3 separate regions of the Homo sapiens genome follow, and regions 2 and 3 are each linked to region 1. Evidence: read pairs that join two places in POLR2A ChIA-PET (ENCODE). Cell type or tissue: MCF 10A. All regions are shown on one strand. Each heading gives the region's core, and the rest is flanking DNA. Links, peaks and the distances in the headings are about the cores only.

Region 1 (5,332 bases), core at 93-5,092:
AATAAAATCTTAGGTGTGTTCAATTTGTATTTGCATGAGAACCATGATTTTGCCTCTAAACATTAATCTTTATCTATAAGAATTTGAATTCATAATATATGTAAGAACAAAAGGAGCTCCTATACATTAACAAAAAGACAAAAATCCAATTAAACACGAATGAAGTTTTTATGCAGAGAAGAAATAACCTCATTAGTAATCAGAGAAAGTAAAATTAAAACAACAGCTTCTCATTTTTCACTCACAGCAGGTTTCAGCTGCTCTGAAGTTGTGGCCGTTGTCAGGATAGGGCCTGGGAACTGGGGAGGGGCTGGTCAGGGCAGACTTATCTGTGAGGTCTGAATATCTTTAAAAAGAAAGATCCTCTGGGCTCCTGGGGGCGGGGTATAGGGCCGCAGGGGACATTGGCAGTCGCCCAGGTGAGAGGACTCAGATCTGGGTACATTTTATTGTAGCAGAGATACTGCACAGGGGGAGTCCAGATGGCTTGGGGCATCTGGGGTTCTGGCAGTGACATCCCTGGGGGCTGACATCTGCCTCTGCCCTGAGGCCTGCAGAAGGAGTCCAGTCTTCTCATGCCAACTAGCGAGACAGAGGTCGGAAGTCACGAGCAGCCCCCCTCCAGAAGTGGCCGGTGCCCTGGTTCAGCTCCAAGAAGCCCTCATGGGTTGGGACATTGCGGGAGGCACTCTTGATGTCAGCAGGGTGACCCGGTGGAGATGTGGGGCTGCTGCAGGTGGCTGGGGGTGGAGGTCCTGCCGCTGTGTGGACATAGACTCGCCAGAGACCGCGGAGGTGCGTGCCTGTCTCCTGGCCCAGGCCTACTGCTGCTGGCACGGTCCTCTCCACCCAGCCCTCCTTCTCTGGGCAGCTGGCCTCGGAAATATTGGAAGGGATAGCCGTGCGCGGTGGCTCACGCCTGTAATCCCAGCACTTTGGGAGGCTGAGGCTGGTGGTTCACTTGAGATCAAGAGTTAGAGACCAGCTTGACCAACATGCTGAAACCCCGTCTCTACTGAAAATACAACATTCGCCGGGCGTGGTGGCACACGCCTGTAATCCCAGCTACTTGGGAGGCTGAGGCAGGAGAATCGCTTGAACCGGGGAGACGGAGGTTGCGGTGAGCCGAGATCGCGCCACTGCACTCCAGCCTGGGCGACAAGAGCGAAACTGTCTCAATAAATAAATAAATAAATAAATAAAAATACAAGAAAGGAAAAAGAAATATTGGAGGGGACTTGGGGTCCAGGGCTGGGCAGGGCTGAAGGCGTAAACATGTGAGAGTCTGGAGCCGGATGAGGTCACGAGAAGACAGGCGGGACAGGGACAGCGCCGTGGGTGCCACTCGAGACACAGGGTGGGCGGGGCCGGCCAGGCCTGGAGCTGGCTGCCACCGGCTGCGGCAGGAGGGAGCTGGCTGCCGCCATTTCAGTGGAGGGTGGCGACAACCCCAGTCTGGAGGGGGCTGAGACCTGTGCTGGGGGCCGCCCGGGGTAGATCCTGTCTTGAAGGTCTGGCGGTGGGAGGGAGGGAAGGTGGCCGCGGGTGGAGGTGGGCGTGGCGCCAAGGGCGGTGTTCCCTGAAGAGCGAGAGTCGGAGCCCGCCGGCTGCCGCAGGGAAGGGAGCGGCGGAAGATGCGGAGATAGAGGGAGGTTCCCAGGAAGGCAGAGGGAACGGGCAGGCCCGGAGGAGCAGGCGGGAATGTGGAGGGGGGTTGGAACCGCAGCACAGAGGGTTTGGGCGCACAAAGGTGAAGGATGTCCCCCGGGAAGCCAGAGGGCACGGCAGCAACTTGCCCGGGTCCCAGGCCTGACTTTCACACACCCCCACCCTGCACCTGGACGGTGACGATCTGCTGGGCCCGGTGGCGCCTGGGAAGGCGGCCGGGGGGAGGTCCGAGTTACTGGAAAGTGCAAGTTCCAACCCAGAGCTGCGCTGAGCAGGGCCGGGCTGCTGGGGCGCCCAGGGCTGCAGGTCCTGGCGGGGCCTCTGGGAAGGCGGAGGGCGCTGACTCAGGCCCTGACTCACCAGGGGCTGCCCTGCGGGGGATCTGGGTCCGCCGAGTCCGGGGAACCTCTCAGGTCTGCCCCCCAGCGACCTTTCCTGGGAATGTTCCAGAGCGGTTCTTACTCCTTCCTGGAGGGTGGCTTCTTTCCTTCCTCCAGAGTTCAAAGCCATTTTCTGCACTTGGCCCCATGGCCTCTGAGCTCAGAGTTCACCCCTCATGGAGCTGGAAGGGACGGTTTCTAGAGAGGCCTCCATGCTTGGACCAGGATGAAAATCCTTCACCATCTTCAATGCAACAAGCTGTTCACGGACCCCCAGTGCCATTCTCTCATTCGTGTGTTCAGGCGTCCCTCATGCCCTCACTCATTTATTCAGCCCATGTGTTCACTGGGGGCCCCGTGCAGGGCTGGGGACGCTGCCATGGAGGAGGCGGAGGCACCCTTGCCCCAGAGGGAGCTCCTGTGAATTTCACTGCCAGCAGCTGGGAGGCTGGTGAGAGACTGTGGAGCCTGCGTCGGGCCAGGCCGGGGAAGGCCTCCTGGGTGATGAGGGCGGAGGTGGGTGCAGCTTGGTGGAGGCCAGGAAGCCCCGAGAGGAGGCCGCCAAGGCGTGGTGGGTTGGGGCAGGTGAGGGCAAGGGGGTGGAGATGGGCACAAGGCCTGGCTGGCACCATGGAAGGTGCAGCCACCCAGACCCCCAGAAGGAGGCTGAGTGTGGGGCCGCAGGACACCTGGGGGCCATGGGACAGGAGGGAGGCCCTGAGGCAGTGCCTGCCTGTGGGTTCCCCACCCCTACACCCCCCATCTCAGAACTCCCTCCAGGGCACACAGTCCTCAGCCGTGGTCCCTTCAGGGTTGGCCCGAAGGTCCTGGCTTCCGTGGGTCAGCCCCATCGATCCAGAGCATAAGGTCCAGCCCATTCTGCCCAACTCAGGCCAGCTCTGGTCCCTTTGAGCTGCAGAGCTCGCATAGGGTCAGGTACGCACAGGGTCCAATTGCTGCCCCTGCCTACGCCTGTGTCCTTCCCTTCGGTCCCCAGTGTTGGCTCCAGGGCAGCCCTGACATCCTGCTGGTGCAAGCTTGCCTCGGAGGCAGCTTCCGGGGGCCCATGTGGCTGCCGGGTCAGCAGAGCATGCTGCTGCCTGCCCCTGGGCTCCAGGCTGTTGGGCTGAGACCCCACAAGCTCCCCTGCAGGCAGGCCGGTGGTCCAGCCCCAAGTGGGGAAGTGGCAGCGGGAGGGGTGCTGGGAATGCCACTGCCAGGGAGCCCACAGTGACACAGACCAGGGAGCTTCTGCAGGCCTGGGAGCTGCTCTGTAGATGGCACCCCTTGCCCTGGGCCCCATCCTTATCTCCTTTCTCCTTAAAATCAGAGCCTCTCCCCTGCAGGCCAGCCCAGTGTCCCTCAGCTCTGGGTCCTTCTAGCCTCAGTGCCCCTTGGCTTCCCATGCTGCTGAATCACAGTGATTGGGATGACAGGGTCCCGCCTCCTCTGCCTCTGAGTTCCAGGACCGCAGACGCCATTGTAACCCACGCACCCGCAGAGGCCTGTCTATGAGCTCCTGTCGTGCTCTGGGTCTCCCCAGAAGCCGGCCCTGAAGCAAAGATTCATGTGAGTGGCCCCGGGAGGGAGGGCCTCGGCCAGTCCAGGGCACTCCGCTAGTGGAGTCAGCCACCGCCTGGCCCTGGGCTCTGTCTCGGGAGCCTGAGCCGGGAGGGCAGGCCTCTGAGTTGCCCCTGTGGAGGGCTTTTGTCCCCAGCCCCATCCCTCCCTGGGGGAGGACCGCCTCCCGCACTGCACTCTGGCATTCTGGGTTTGCCTGGCTTGGGGCCGAAGACAGCATCTGTCCACAGTAGCAGCAAAAATACCCTTCACACATGGGCCCAGGACTGGTCACTCTTTGGGGGTGCCCCTTGGGAGGGTGGAAGTCCCACGGGATATGTTGCTGCTGAGCCCCAGTCACTGTGGCTGGACAGAGAAACCCTATTCCTTTATCCGCTGAGATCCTGCTGTCTTCATTCTCCTGAATGGCTGGGCAAGGGAACTGGGTGCCAGAGGGCAGAACTGGGGTAGTGCCTGCCCCGGCCCTCCCAGCCTCTCCCCTCCACTCCCTGTCCCCACCGCCAGCCCCAGCTTGTTCCCCAGAGACCCAAGGGACAGGCTGTGGGGCCTGGCAACTCAGCCCCGACGGGCCCAGTCTAAACCGGTGTTCCGCCAGGGAGGCCCATTTGGCCGTCCGGTTGCCTAAACAGCCCAGCCTTTGTCCGGGGCGGTCACAGGCGCTGTTTGCTCAGTGCCCGGCTTGTTTTTCCCAGGCCAGTGAGGCAGGCAGAGGCACCGGAGCCATGGAAACAGCACAGACCACCTGTCCTGCCCCAGCTCCGCTCCCGCTCGGTTGCTTTCTCTGCCTCTGTGGACCTCCTGGTGCGCTGGCCCTATCCCAGCTGGGCCCTGGGCAGAGCAGGACTCACTGTCTTGCCCCCGCCCACCCTGGGACTTCAGCTGGGCCCAGCACAGAGAGAGCCAAGGGGTTTCTGGAGCTCTGGAGTCCCTCCACCTGCTCTCAGCACTCACCAGACGCAAGCTCTGTGGACCATGGGGACTGAGGGCTCCTTCCTCTGCCCCCCGGCACTCCTTCCCCCAGCCACTCTCCTGGGGAGGGGCCAGGGATGAGGCCAGCTCAGGGAAATACTCTCTGACCTGAGTTGCCCCAACAGGAAATAGGCTATCTTGAAAGGTGGTGAGTTCCCTGTCATGTGAGGCATGCAAGGGTAGACTCCTAGGGCTGCTATAAGGGAATCTTTATTGTATGGGAGGGGACATTAATGGATCGAGTGAGTATAGAAAGAGTTCTTTCTTTTGTTCATTCATTCACTCCATTTATTGACTGACTCATTGATTCATTCAGAAAACACCAGTGGTGTGGCATCCATCCTCTGGCCTAGGCTGGGTGCCAGGTGCAGAACATTCAACCGTGAGACTGCAGTCATGACTCCTGCTTTCATGGCAGGCAGAGTCACATGGGTAAGAGGATGTGGGGGAGACACACATGAGAATGAACAAGGCCTCCAGGAAGGTGGGGTAGGAGCCGAGAGGGATCAGAGAGATTATGAGTTTCGTGCCCTATTCCATGGGTGGAAAACTGAGGCACAGAGGGATACTCATGCCACATAGAACCTGGATAACTCCCCAGAGCTTCTGGGTCCACAGTCATCCAAGCTGCAAACGCCGCTGAGAATCCTGAGGAGGGGAGGCTCCTTCCAGGTGTTGGGAGTGGCTTGGGAGTGCTCCAGCAACCCCGCATGCCCCAAGCACTGCTTATGGGC
Region 2 (5,332 bases), core at 141-5,140, 57 kb before region 1:
GGGTCCCTCTTAGAGATCCCTTCATTAATATTTAAATACTCACTAAGCAGCGAAAGTGAGAAATGCACTTACCGTCCTCAGGAGTCGCCGTGAACCCGATCGTGACCTGGGGCGCACAGGTCGACAGCCCTGCCCTTGCGGGAGGACCGTGCCTGGCCGCCGCCGGCGCCGCGCTCGCGTGCCCAGAGCTGCACAGGCCCTCAGCTAGCGGTCTGAGTCCTGGGTTCCAAACGCTCACCCTCTTCCCGCGTCGAAGCGGCGGACGGCAGAGCGGTGCCAGTTCCCGCAACTCTTCGCAGGGTGGGACGGCTCTGGACTGCCGCGGGCGAAGCGCACGGCCCAGGCCCCACTTCCCCGGCCCCGCGCCGCGTCTCTCCTTGCCTTCGGGCTCCGGCTTCCCTGCGCTTAGCGACCCGACTGCGCCACAGAGTGGCCCGCAGGACCCGGTCACGGCGTCCGCGCGCCGCAAGGGACCTTTGTCCCAGACGAAAACGAAAGCGCGCCGGCCCCGGGACGCCCACGCCCTGCCGCGGAGAGCCCGGCCGGCGCGCCCCGCGACTTTCTCCAAGTTCACGTGCATTCCGGGGCGGGCGTCGCGAGCCAGGACTTGCAGGGCCGGGCCGTCGGGCGGGCGGTGGGTTGCAGGCGGGCTTGGGGACAGCCCGGCGGGGCGGGCCGGGGCACAATGGGCGCCGCCGGACGGGCGGGCGCGGGGACAGCGTGGGCCCGGCCGCCGCGCGGCCGCTCGTCTGGCGCTGCCCGGGCGCCGAATGCGGCGGCGGCTTGGCACAGACGCGCCGCGCGCCCGGTGCATGCTAATGGCCGGCGGCCGCGCCATGAATTATTCAGCAGCGGCGCGGAGAGGGCGAGCGCGGCGCGGAGGGCGACCCGGGCCGCGCGTCCCCCGCCGCTGCGAAGCCGCTGCGGCGACTTCCCAAACTTTCCCGGGTCGGCACCGAGGATGCGGCCCCCGCGGCGCCGCCGTCCCCGCCCGAGCGCGCCGGCCGCGCTTCCCCCGTTGCCGCCTATTTTATGTCTTTTGTCTCGGAGTTGGCACCTGTCCCAGAGAGCGCGTTTCCCTGCCCACCCCTTCGCCGCCGGATCGGAGCGGGGGAGGGAGTACGGGGAACCCAGGGAGGAGGGGACGGGGAAAGCAAGGCGCCTGCGGGCCCCGCAGCCCGCGGAGACCGCCCGAGAGCGGCGGCGGTGCCCGCGCGCCCGGGCACCCCTGTTCTGCGGGGAGGTCGCGGATGCAACCGCGCCCGGAATACCAACGAGGCCCCCCGCGGCCCCCGCCGTGCCCGCTGCGGGTGAAGACCGGGCGCCGCCCCTCCTGGGTTCCCCCTTCCACCGCCCCCCACCCCGGGACGGCGCGCGCGGGCGGGGCGGGCGGTGCGAGCAGCGGATTCGCCGCCCGGGCCCCGCGCCTCGCCCCGCAGCCCCGCGTGCGCGTCCCCGCGGGCACGCCGCCCCGGGCGCTCCCCTCCAGCGCGCCCCCGCCCCGCGGCCCCTCCCGCCGCCCGCCCCGGGCAAGGGCACCGCGTCGCGGAGACCCAGCGGCCTTCCGTTTCGCGCCCCGGGGCCCGCGCGGCCGAGGCGGGCGGGCGGGCGCGAGCTCCCGGCCCGGCCCGCCCCCGCCGCCCTGGCACCGAGGCGGCTGCTGGGGCGCGCTCGGCGGCTGCGCTCCAAGGCGCCGGCTGCCATGATTGCGGGCAGCGGGACGCGCGCGCACGCTCGGGCCCGGCTCTGGGACCCCTGGCTGACCGACGGTCCCTGCAGTCCCCGCAACCTGGTGCCCGCAGCCCCGAGCGCGCCGCGGACAGCGGTCAGGCTCTCCAGGCTCGTCCCCGCGGGGAACAGTGTGCGCTGCGGAGCTCTCGACGCGGCCCCGGGACAGCGCTCGGGGCCGACGGTGGCAGCGGGCTTCCCCCAGGGCGGAGCGCGCGCACGGGCAACCCCGCGGCGGCTTCCAGGACACCGCCGGCCCCGCGGAGCAAGGGGTGCCCAGAGGGGTGGGAGTCCGGACTCGGCACACGGGAGCCGGCCGGCGGAGGCAGGGGTCAGCGCACAGTGCCGGGAGATGTAAGAGGGGCGCGCAAGGTGCCTGGAGGAGTTGGGTTGGGGGGTGGTTCACGGTGCCCGGGGAGGCGTGGGATGGGCAGGGGCGCGGTGCCTGGAGCCGCTGCCCAGCTCCGAGCGCGCTCTCTTCCTTCCCGGTGGCAACAACTTCCTGCTTCCCCGACTCAGGGCACAGGAGCTTCGGGGAGAAGTTCAAGGCCACAGCTTTGCTCTCTCGGAGCCCGATGGCGACACTGCTGGCCCCGGGCCACACGGTTCCCTCCCAGGCCCTCCCGGTGGTTGAGACCGGCCGGCCTCTAGGGTCCGGACACGGGTTAGAATGCCAAGGAGGCCGCGGCGTCTTTTCCCGCCCGCTCCACAGAGGCGCCTGAGTGGTTCCCAAACCGCAGAGGGGCCGGCCTGGGCCTCCGGCTCTCGGGGACGCACGCGGACACAGAGTCACTATTCGCAGACCCCGTCCCCCTGCCCGAGCATGCCCTGGCCCAGAGCCGCATGGAGCTGATGTCCCCAGACGCCTGCGACGGCCCTTTGGCGGCCAGGGCCCGAGAGAAACAAGGCCTCCCGGGTCCCAACCCAATGTCTGTCTGTGCCTGTCTCCCCCCAACCCCCCGCCGCCGGCCTTGGCATTCTAACCAGTGTCCCTTGACGTCACATCTCGCCATTTCTGCCAACCAATTGAAACTTGCCCGTTGTCATAAAAATATATATACTTTTTATGCCATTGGTAAATTCAAAAGTTCCTCGTGTGCCCTGCTTCCCAGGAAACTTCATTTCACATTGGATTAGACTGCCCAGGAGGGCAACGCTGGGCTGGGGCAGCCGGGCAACTCTGCCAGGGCCTCGCTGCCCACTGAGCTGCCTTCCACAGCTCGCTAGACCCCCATGATTGTGGCTGTGAATTGTGCCAGCCACCCTGATAAACACACCACTGCCTCCACCCCATGACACACGGAATTTGGGGGGAGGGAAGGAAGAACTCAGGGTATGTTAAGAAACCTTCCCAATTGCTTTCCTGGGAGTTGGGGCGGTGGGGACTGGAATCTTACTACAGCATCTTCTTTTTAGAAGCTGAAAGAACTTTAGGGATAGCTTTATTATTTTTTTTTCTATGGGAAAACTCAGTTTTAGAAAATGGAGTAGAAATGTTTTCCAATTAATCTTTTCATTGGAATCCGGACCAACTTTCACTTTCCATAGCTGCCTGGTGGCTTCACTATCGAGTGGGGTGCCCTCTTTTCCTGAGGAAGGTCCTGTGTCTCCCCCTCACCCCCCAGCTCCAAGGGCTGTGGGGCCCAGAGCTGGAAGCTCAGGAGCTCTGTGCTTCCCCAGAAAAGGGCACGGCTCTCTCGGCAGCCTGAGACGCAGACATGCCGTGTCTACCTTCTAGCAATACAGCAGGGGAAATCAATCCTGTCTAGCACAGTGCTTTATCATTTTCTTTCTTCACTATTAAAATTTTCAGCCCCAAATAGGAAGTGTGGGGTGAGAGCACACATTCCCACAGGATGAGTCTGTGCCCAGCAGTGCCCAAAGTCCCACATATGCCCCTGTAGCCCCTCCTAACCCAGCCACACTAAGGCAGAACTCAACCGCTAACTGCTCTATAAACTCCTCCTGTACCCCATCGTTGCTGTATGGTTCAACTACTTTAAAAAACATACTACAGATATTTTGTGGTTTAGCAAGTTTAGGGACTCCAGAAGAACAAAAATGCTTTAGAAACTGAGATGAATGCAGAGATCTAAACATCATAAGCACCAGGCCTTTTAATATGGAATCTTGTTTTTCCAAAATAATGAACACAGCCGGTAACGACCAAATGGGGATTCTGAACATAAATATATGGTTACTATTCTCAATAAAACTGTTCTCAAGGGCAATCTCTAGAAATGATGCATACCTCGGAGATACACGTTCAAGCGAAAAAAGGAAAAAAAAAGGCTACACCCAACAACCACACTGTATTTATAATCACGTTCCTAAACACTATAAATATTATAACTAATGTGATATATGTTTTGTGATTAAATGGATTAAAACATTGAATTTAAAAAGCCACAAAGAAAAAGAGATTATCTTCTATTATGCCACTTACAAGTTTTGTTCCATTGGCACAAATACAAATTTGACAACTGTATCATTACTGAACGCAGTGACTAAATGCCAGGATATTAGCTTTGTAATTTTCACCTGAAATCATTGTATAATCATACTGGCTTGCTAACCTTCTTTTTATTAAATGATTTTTTTTTCTTGCTCTCACTGTAATAAGTTAATTTAATGCCTTTTTCCCACTTCCAATTTTTATTTGGTAAAGCAGGAAATCAGATAAGTCAGAACAATATTCAAGAACACACACTCTTTTTAAAAAAATTTCCCCTGTACTTGGCAAGGATTTACATATAATTTGGTTGCAAATTCAGAAATCAAATGCCGCTTTATTCAGCAAAAATAAGAGCACTCAGGTAATTCCACTGGATATTATTCAGGTTAGATTGTTTCTGTCTATTTGCTATCATATTATTCAAAGTAAATAATAATATTTTTTACAGTATGCTCAAATTATCAACAAGAAAACCCGGAAAATTTACATTGTTGATGAGCACTGTGATGGATAAGTTTCCAGGAAGAAAAACTTGGTTTTCGCCTGTGGGCCACAGCCATGCCTGAGGTCAGATGTTTGAAAATAAGGTCTAGGAAGGCTGCTGCTGTACTAGGATGTTTACAGTGTCAGCCTTATACAGTTATTTTTTTCCTGATTTCTCCCCAGATCCGCCTAATGGGAATGGAGCCGGCAATTTCCTGCTGCCTTGCTTTCTCCGCCAGCCCCTGGCCCACAGTCCAGCCTCAGAAGGCTGAGGGGGGTGCTTCGGTTTCGTTTCTTTTTTCTCAACGGGTCGACATTTTAAATTTCTCAGTATCCAAGGCATTATGAGGACTTAGGAAACAGATGCATTTAATCTAATTAAAGCAAGGACGGCGAGTGAGTGAAAAATTACATTTTCACTTGGGTTCTGAACATTCAGTTGCACATCCAAGAATAATGATGTTTTTAAAGCCAGCCCAATAAACTTGAGATTGCAAGTTTTCAGTGGCTCCTGGATAAGATGCCACTTCGATCATCCTAGACAATGTGCCTTTTGAGGAGCTGCTCAGCAGCTTTGGGGACTCTGGATAAAGGCAAACCAGGCTTATGATTTTTTTTCTTTTGCCTTTGTTTCAAAGTAGTTTGCAGGTTTGAGAGTCCATTTTC
Region 3 (5,332 bases), core at 50-5,049, 73 kb before region 1:
CATCTCTGGTCAAATTCCATGACTCTTTCCCTAGAAAAAAAAAACCCTCTTTGAAAGCAAACAAAAATCCCAGTTCTGAGAACCCGGCAGCAACAGTGTACTGTGGCTTCATTTTCTCTTTGTCTTTCTTTCTCGGCATTGCAAGGAACTCAAGAAATAGATGGAGCTTTTCATTTTACAGATGGGTAAACTGAGACCCGGAGAGAGGAAGGGGCTTATTCAAGTGCCCACCAGTGATTCTACGGCCCAGCCAGGATGGGAGCCCAGTGCCCTGACTCAGATCCAGGGCTGAGTCCACGACACCAGGACCCAGCAGCAGCTGGCCTTCGATAAGAAAGGACAGGGGAGCAGCCACGGTGCCGGGCATCAGGCACCACCGGTGGGTGCTGGCCAGGGCGGGCGGGGCCCAGACCGCTGGGTTCCCTGGCACGGAACGGCTGGTGCTCGGTAAATGTGGGAAGAAACCCCCAGGGGAAGCCTTGAACTGCAGGGGCAGAGCTCAGGGAAAGCAGGCCGGCTCTAATGGAAACCAGTCAGCGGGCCAAATGCAGGAGGAGCCCCCCCCACCGTGGTTTCCATGGGGACGGAGCCCGGGAGGCGGAGCTCTGGCATGGCTGCTGCAGCAGATGTGGCCTGTACAGGGCCGGCACGGGGCGGTGCCTGGCAGTGGGGCCCTGGGACGTGGCAGGTCCGAGGGCTGGACGCAGGGGCCCTGCAGCTGCAGCCCTGGAGGTCAGCTGTGGGAAGGAGCGGGGGCTGCGGGGCTGCCACCTCTGGAAGGCTTCCTGGCATCCTAGGATGCTCCGGCTAACTTCTCAGCCCCGCCTGGTACTGGCCTCTGTCTGGTCTCCGTCTGGTGCCCGTGTTTGCTGAGGACATGCAGCCTGCCTCTCAGTGAGGCCGCCATGCCTGTGGGCCAGGCGCAGGCAGTGCAGGGCTTAGACCTTGGGTCTAGGGCTCCAGCCCCTCTGGCCAAGGCCCCGGTGCTCCACCAGGTCTGCTGGATCCCGTCACTCGACGGCATTCTCAGGCCTCTTCCCGTGGCCGTCCTGGGGCCTGGCACATGATGAGTTCCATAACCTCTCTGAGCCAGTGCTCTGCAGAATGAAGTGGGCTCAGAACTGCTCTGAAACACGAGAAAACCCGTGGACTCAGGGCCATGAGCGCCACAGCGCTCAGAGATGATTGGTCATCCATGAACGTGAACCATGCCGACAGATGGGGTGGGGTCTCCAGAAGGTTCTTGTGCCCCGTGACCTGATGTGGTCCCCGTCTGCCCATGCAGGGCTGGTGTCTTGTGAGCCCATCCTGGTCTGGCACACGGCATCTGGGTGTACAGTCTCATACGTTCCCACCTCTGGGCCGTAGGAACACCAAGAACGAGGATGACCACAGCTCCCTCCTTGCCACCGCCTGCTGCCACACTGCGTGCAGTCTCACACCTGCCAGCACACCAGCCTGGGCACAGAGCCCGAGAGTGGCAGGGTGCCCTGGAGCCCCATACAGCCCAAACCAGCATGCGCTGAATGCTGGCCACTCAGCCAGAGAGGACTCAGGGCCTCAGAGCCAGAGTGACCCATGACCCCAGGACAATTCCGGCTCTCCCCGGGGCAAAAGAACTCCAAGCCGACGGAATGGTCCTTCCTAGTGCTGGGTGTCTGGAGAGAACCAGACAAGGCCAGCATCCAAGAGAGGCTGAAGATCTGAAGATAAACAGGGATCCTGTGTGGTTCTGTGCAGGCACAGTCGTGGGGAGGACCTGGGTTAGGGAGAAGGCTCTGGTACCTGCTGGCCCCGTGACTCTGGGGAGATCCCTCGGCCTCTCTGAACCTTGGCCTCCTCATATAGAAAACCGTTAGCACCCACACGTCACTAGACTGGAACTTCCACCCAGACAGGGACGCTGTCTGTCCTGCTTACTCCACATTCTGGCCTGAGAACAGCACTGCTACGTGCTGGCTCCAAATGGATGTGGCAGGGAAATGGAACTGGCAGATTAAATTTAAAAATGGATGTTTATCAAAATGGATGGAAAGCACCTGGCCTGGGGTCTGGCACTTAGTATGTGCTCAACAAAGCTCAACACCCCTTGCCATGTGGGGCTGAGTCTAACATCCAACATGCACTGGCACTGCCCTGGGGGTGCCAAATGCGGCCCCCAGCTTTCTCCCCTGGACCAAGGCAGGGGATCTCCACCACCCAGGGTTCCCCGCTGCTCCTGCCCTGCTGGCCCCCGTCGCCCTGGCAGACGGAAATGCTGCAGCGGCCTCATCTTTCCCTCCACGGCTCCTGGCCGAGGCTGTGGCCGCCGTGGGCCGGCGTGGCCCCAGAGAGCCCATTTGCAAGCTGCTTCCATAGCGCAGATGCCTCGGGCAGAGCCCAGTGGGTTTGAGTCATTTGAGTCCATCACAGGAGAGACCTCACCCCTGCTGCTGGAGACCCAGTATGGAGGCCCGAGCCCCCTGCGGCTCACCCACCAGGTGCTGGGAGTCTCCACAGGTGCAGGCATTGGGCAACTTACTATCTCAAGCTGAAGGCGCCGTCTCCACGCCGCCCAGGCTTCCAAATGCGGCCACACGGACTTTGAAGGGCGTCCGCTGCAGGGTCACAGGCGCCAGTGTCTGCTCGTCTGGACCTCGAAGCACCAGGCCCAGGAGGAGTCCTCCTCTCATCGAGTTGAAAGAAGCCGCACAGGCGGGAGGCCTGGCAGGGTGGGATCCCTCCACCCACGTCTGGGCCGGAAGCGTGGGCACACCCACTCCAGGAATCCTAGGGCGGGGTCAGGCTCCCAGGAAATGGGGCCAGAGGTTCCCTTGCAGGCACTGGCGCAACCCGGCTGCCTTCCCGGTCCCCACCTCCTGTGGATTCCTTCTGGGGTTTTGCCGGAATGGCTGGCCCAGCCCACACCCTGAATCCAGCCCTCATTGAAGCTCGGAAACCCAGAGACTCATACCAGCCGATGCCAGGACCCTTCTCCAGGACCACCCGAAACTGCCACTCACCCGGTGCCACCCTGGCATCTGGGTGAGTGCTGGGTAATGCCATCCTGTTAAGGTCATGGGAAGGCAGTGGGTAGGGTTTGAAATGGGCTGAGACAGGCCCACCACAGAGCCTGGGCCTCCCGTCCCCTCTTACTAGGCCAAGGCAAGGGAAACACCAACGAACCAGGGGCTCCCCAGACCAGGATCTCATGCAGTGCCTCCAACCATCTACTGAGGCGGAGGCTGGAAGCCCCATTTTAAAGACAGAAGCTGGGACCTTGTAGTAAGAACCGTTTTTATCACGGTCTCTTTTGTCTGAAGGTGTGCTGGGCGTTACGCCGTCTCATCAAACCCCAGGCCCTGCTATGTTCCCTATTAGGAAATAAGGCCACTAAACCTCCCCGTGCCCTGGCACGCAGGTGCACGTGTGTGCATGTGGGCAGACAAACAGACCTGCCCGGGAAGGCCTGGCCAGCTGGCCGCTTCTTGGAGAAAGGCCGCTAGCACGCTGACCGGCCGACAGAGGCCTTCTGGGCCACTCCCTCCCTCGGCCCGCCTTCCCGGTCCTGTTCTGGGCCTGCCCACGCCGCCATTTCCTCTCCGGGGCCCGCAGGCCTCACTTCCACTCCTCCCAGTCTGCAAATGGCCGGCGCCCAGAACCGCCTGTCCACATAAGGAGGCAGCAGCGCGTCTGGCCAAGGCCCAGCATGCAGGCCACTCAGCCAGAGCCTCCCTCAGCAGTGCTGAGCACCTACGAGAAGCCCACGCCTGGATGCCCAGTCCACCCGCTGCCAGCTTTGGCTAGCCCTGGACTGGGGAAAACCACCCTTCTTCCCACGGGCATCCCTGGGGTGGTGGAGAGCCCATGGCACAGTCATCCCCAGGTGTGGTCTGAGGACTGTGTGGCCCACTCCGACCAATGCACCTCCAAACACCAGCTCACCTCTTTGGAAACTGCCGACCTACCAGGAACCTCACGCAATGGAGAAATAAGAGGACACCTATGCACACGTGCAAACATTACACGCACACACCTCTGCACCTCTGCGTACCAACATGCTGTCCACACCCGGGGCACCACGCACACGCGTGCCGCAACACGCGTCGGTGAATGCTATGGCAGCACATGGGCTTTGAAGGATGGCAGGGCTGGGTTCAAGCCCTGGCCCAACACTTATCAGCTGGTTGAATCTTGGGGAACCCACTTAGCCTCTCAGAGGTTCGCTGCTTCCCCTGGTGGAATGGAGGTAATGAAAATGCCCCCTTGCAGGCATAGTCTGAGCCTTAGAAATAAGGCAAGGAAGCAATAGCATTTATGGGGTGCTCACCATGAACCCAGCTTTCCATGTGTTCAGAAAGTTGACACTTACTGCCTCCATTTTACAGATAAGGAAATGAGGCCGGAGAGGTGAAATGACTTGCCCTTGATCAACACGGCCTGGAAACAAAGACGACCCCATCTGAACCGAGACCTTGGGTCCCAGAGCCGGTGCTTTTCTGAAAGCAGGAGCCCCGGTACACAGCGGGCACCTGTGAACAGCAGCAGAGAGTGCTGTTGCTACTATTACCACCATCGCCATGCCCACCGCTGCTTAGAGGCTCTGCGGCCCAGAGGCTGGGGCCTTTTCACTTTGCCTCATCTTTCAGAGCGCCCAGACCAGGGCCATATTCCTCTTGCTAAGGAGGCGGGAGTCAATAGGCTAAAAGACCAGAACTGGAAGGGATGATGTCGTTAAAACCACCAGACAGCAGAGCTGGCTCCCAAGCGGCTCTGGCAAATTTCATCAACTTTTTACTTTTCTTATGATTTGCTAACATCTCCACCAACAGGTACATCCCTTAAAATAAACAAGCCACAACAAAGCACTTCTACGAACAAATGGATGTGGCGGCTGGAGCTCGCAGGAGGCAACACAGGGGGCGCGCCCTTCCCTCCTCCCGGCCACTGCCACTGAGGCAGGAACGTGGGAACGTGGTCTCAGCCGGTGAGAAACTGCAGAGCCTGAATCCAGAATTTAGAAACACAGAGGCAAACACTTACACGTATGGGAAAAGAAAAAAGCCTCCACTGATGGCCTCATAATATGAGCATATTTGCAAAATAAACAGTTATCATCATTTGCAAATTATTGTGGCTGTAAAAACTGCTCTGCCCTCAAGGAGGCTGATACAAACCAATAAATTCTGCACTTTGTTATCTTGGTGAGATAATTTTTTTTTAAGTTTATGGCTACTCTATGTATTTTACCTGCTGAGTTTTTTTGTGGGTGGTGTTTGGATTTAAATGTATCTTTAGACCATCCTAAATATGAATCATCTGATTTTTCATAAAGGCCTCAAAACAATAGGCA

Evidence for each region. Peaks named below come from ENCODE experiments on the same cell type or tissue, not always from the same donor. Only the 100,000 strongest peaks of a DNase experiment are listed, where the experiment ranks them.
Region 2: POLR2A ChIA-PET joins it to region 1 with 22 read pairs; 19 of 35 experiments call an interaction of 5 or more read pairs at or near these places.
Region 3: POLR2A ChIA-PET joins it to region 1 with 21 read pairs; 20 of 35 experiments call an interaction of 5 or more read pairs at or near these places.

The regions. Positions count from the first base shown.
Region 1 is chr22:46,010,316-46,015,647 of GRCh38, reverse strand. It overlaps LOC124905134 (a long non-coding RNA gene), which reads right to left and starts at 2,067. Exons shown (of 2, transcript XR_007068136.1): 1 at 1,838-2,067; 2 at 150-1,151. It also overlaps the pseudogene LOC730668. RefSeq lists silencers at 1,536-1,625, 1,776-1,965. In MCF 10A, for the core only: a CTCF peak has its summit at 2,101; a DNase peak (open chromatin) is centred at 1,967.
Region 2 is chr22:46,067,389-46,072,720 of GRCh38, reverse strand. The region is part of intron 1 of LOC124905135 (collagen alpha-1(III) chain-like); the gene reads right to left. LINC02939 (long intergenic non-protein coding RNA 2939) reads left to right here and starts at 1,700. Exons shown (of 2, transcript NR_148973.1): 1 at 1,700-2,082; 2 at 4,850-5,332. RefSeq lists enhancers at 1-230, 231-785 and silencers at 379-458, 629-718, 799-1,008, 1,139-1,218, 1,279-2,058. In MCF 10A, for the core only: no CTCF peak of the experiment used is centred there; DNase peaks (open chromatin) are centred at 1,080, 1,560, 2,750, 3,600 and 1 weaker place.
Region 3 is chr22:46,083,350-46,088,681 of GRCh38, reverse strand. The region is part of intron 1 of LOC124905135 (collagen alpha-1(III) chain-like); the gene reads right to left. MIRLET7BHG (MIRLET7B host gene) reads right to left here and starts at 2,685. Exons shown (of 5, transcript NR_110479.1): 1 at 2,522-2,685. LOC112268288 (a long non-coding RNA gene) reads right to left here and starts at 2,515. Exons shown (of 3, transcript XR_002958733.2): 1 at 1-2,515. RefSeq lists enhancers at 101-710, 2,480-3,051, 2,150-3,349, 3,052-3,621, 3,622-4,193. In MCF 10A, for the core only: no CTCF peak of the experiment used is centred there; DNase peaks (open chromatin) are centred at 601, 2,791, 3,139 and 3,531.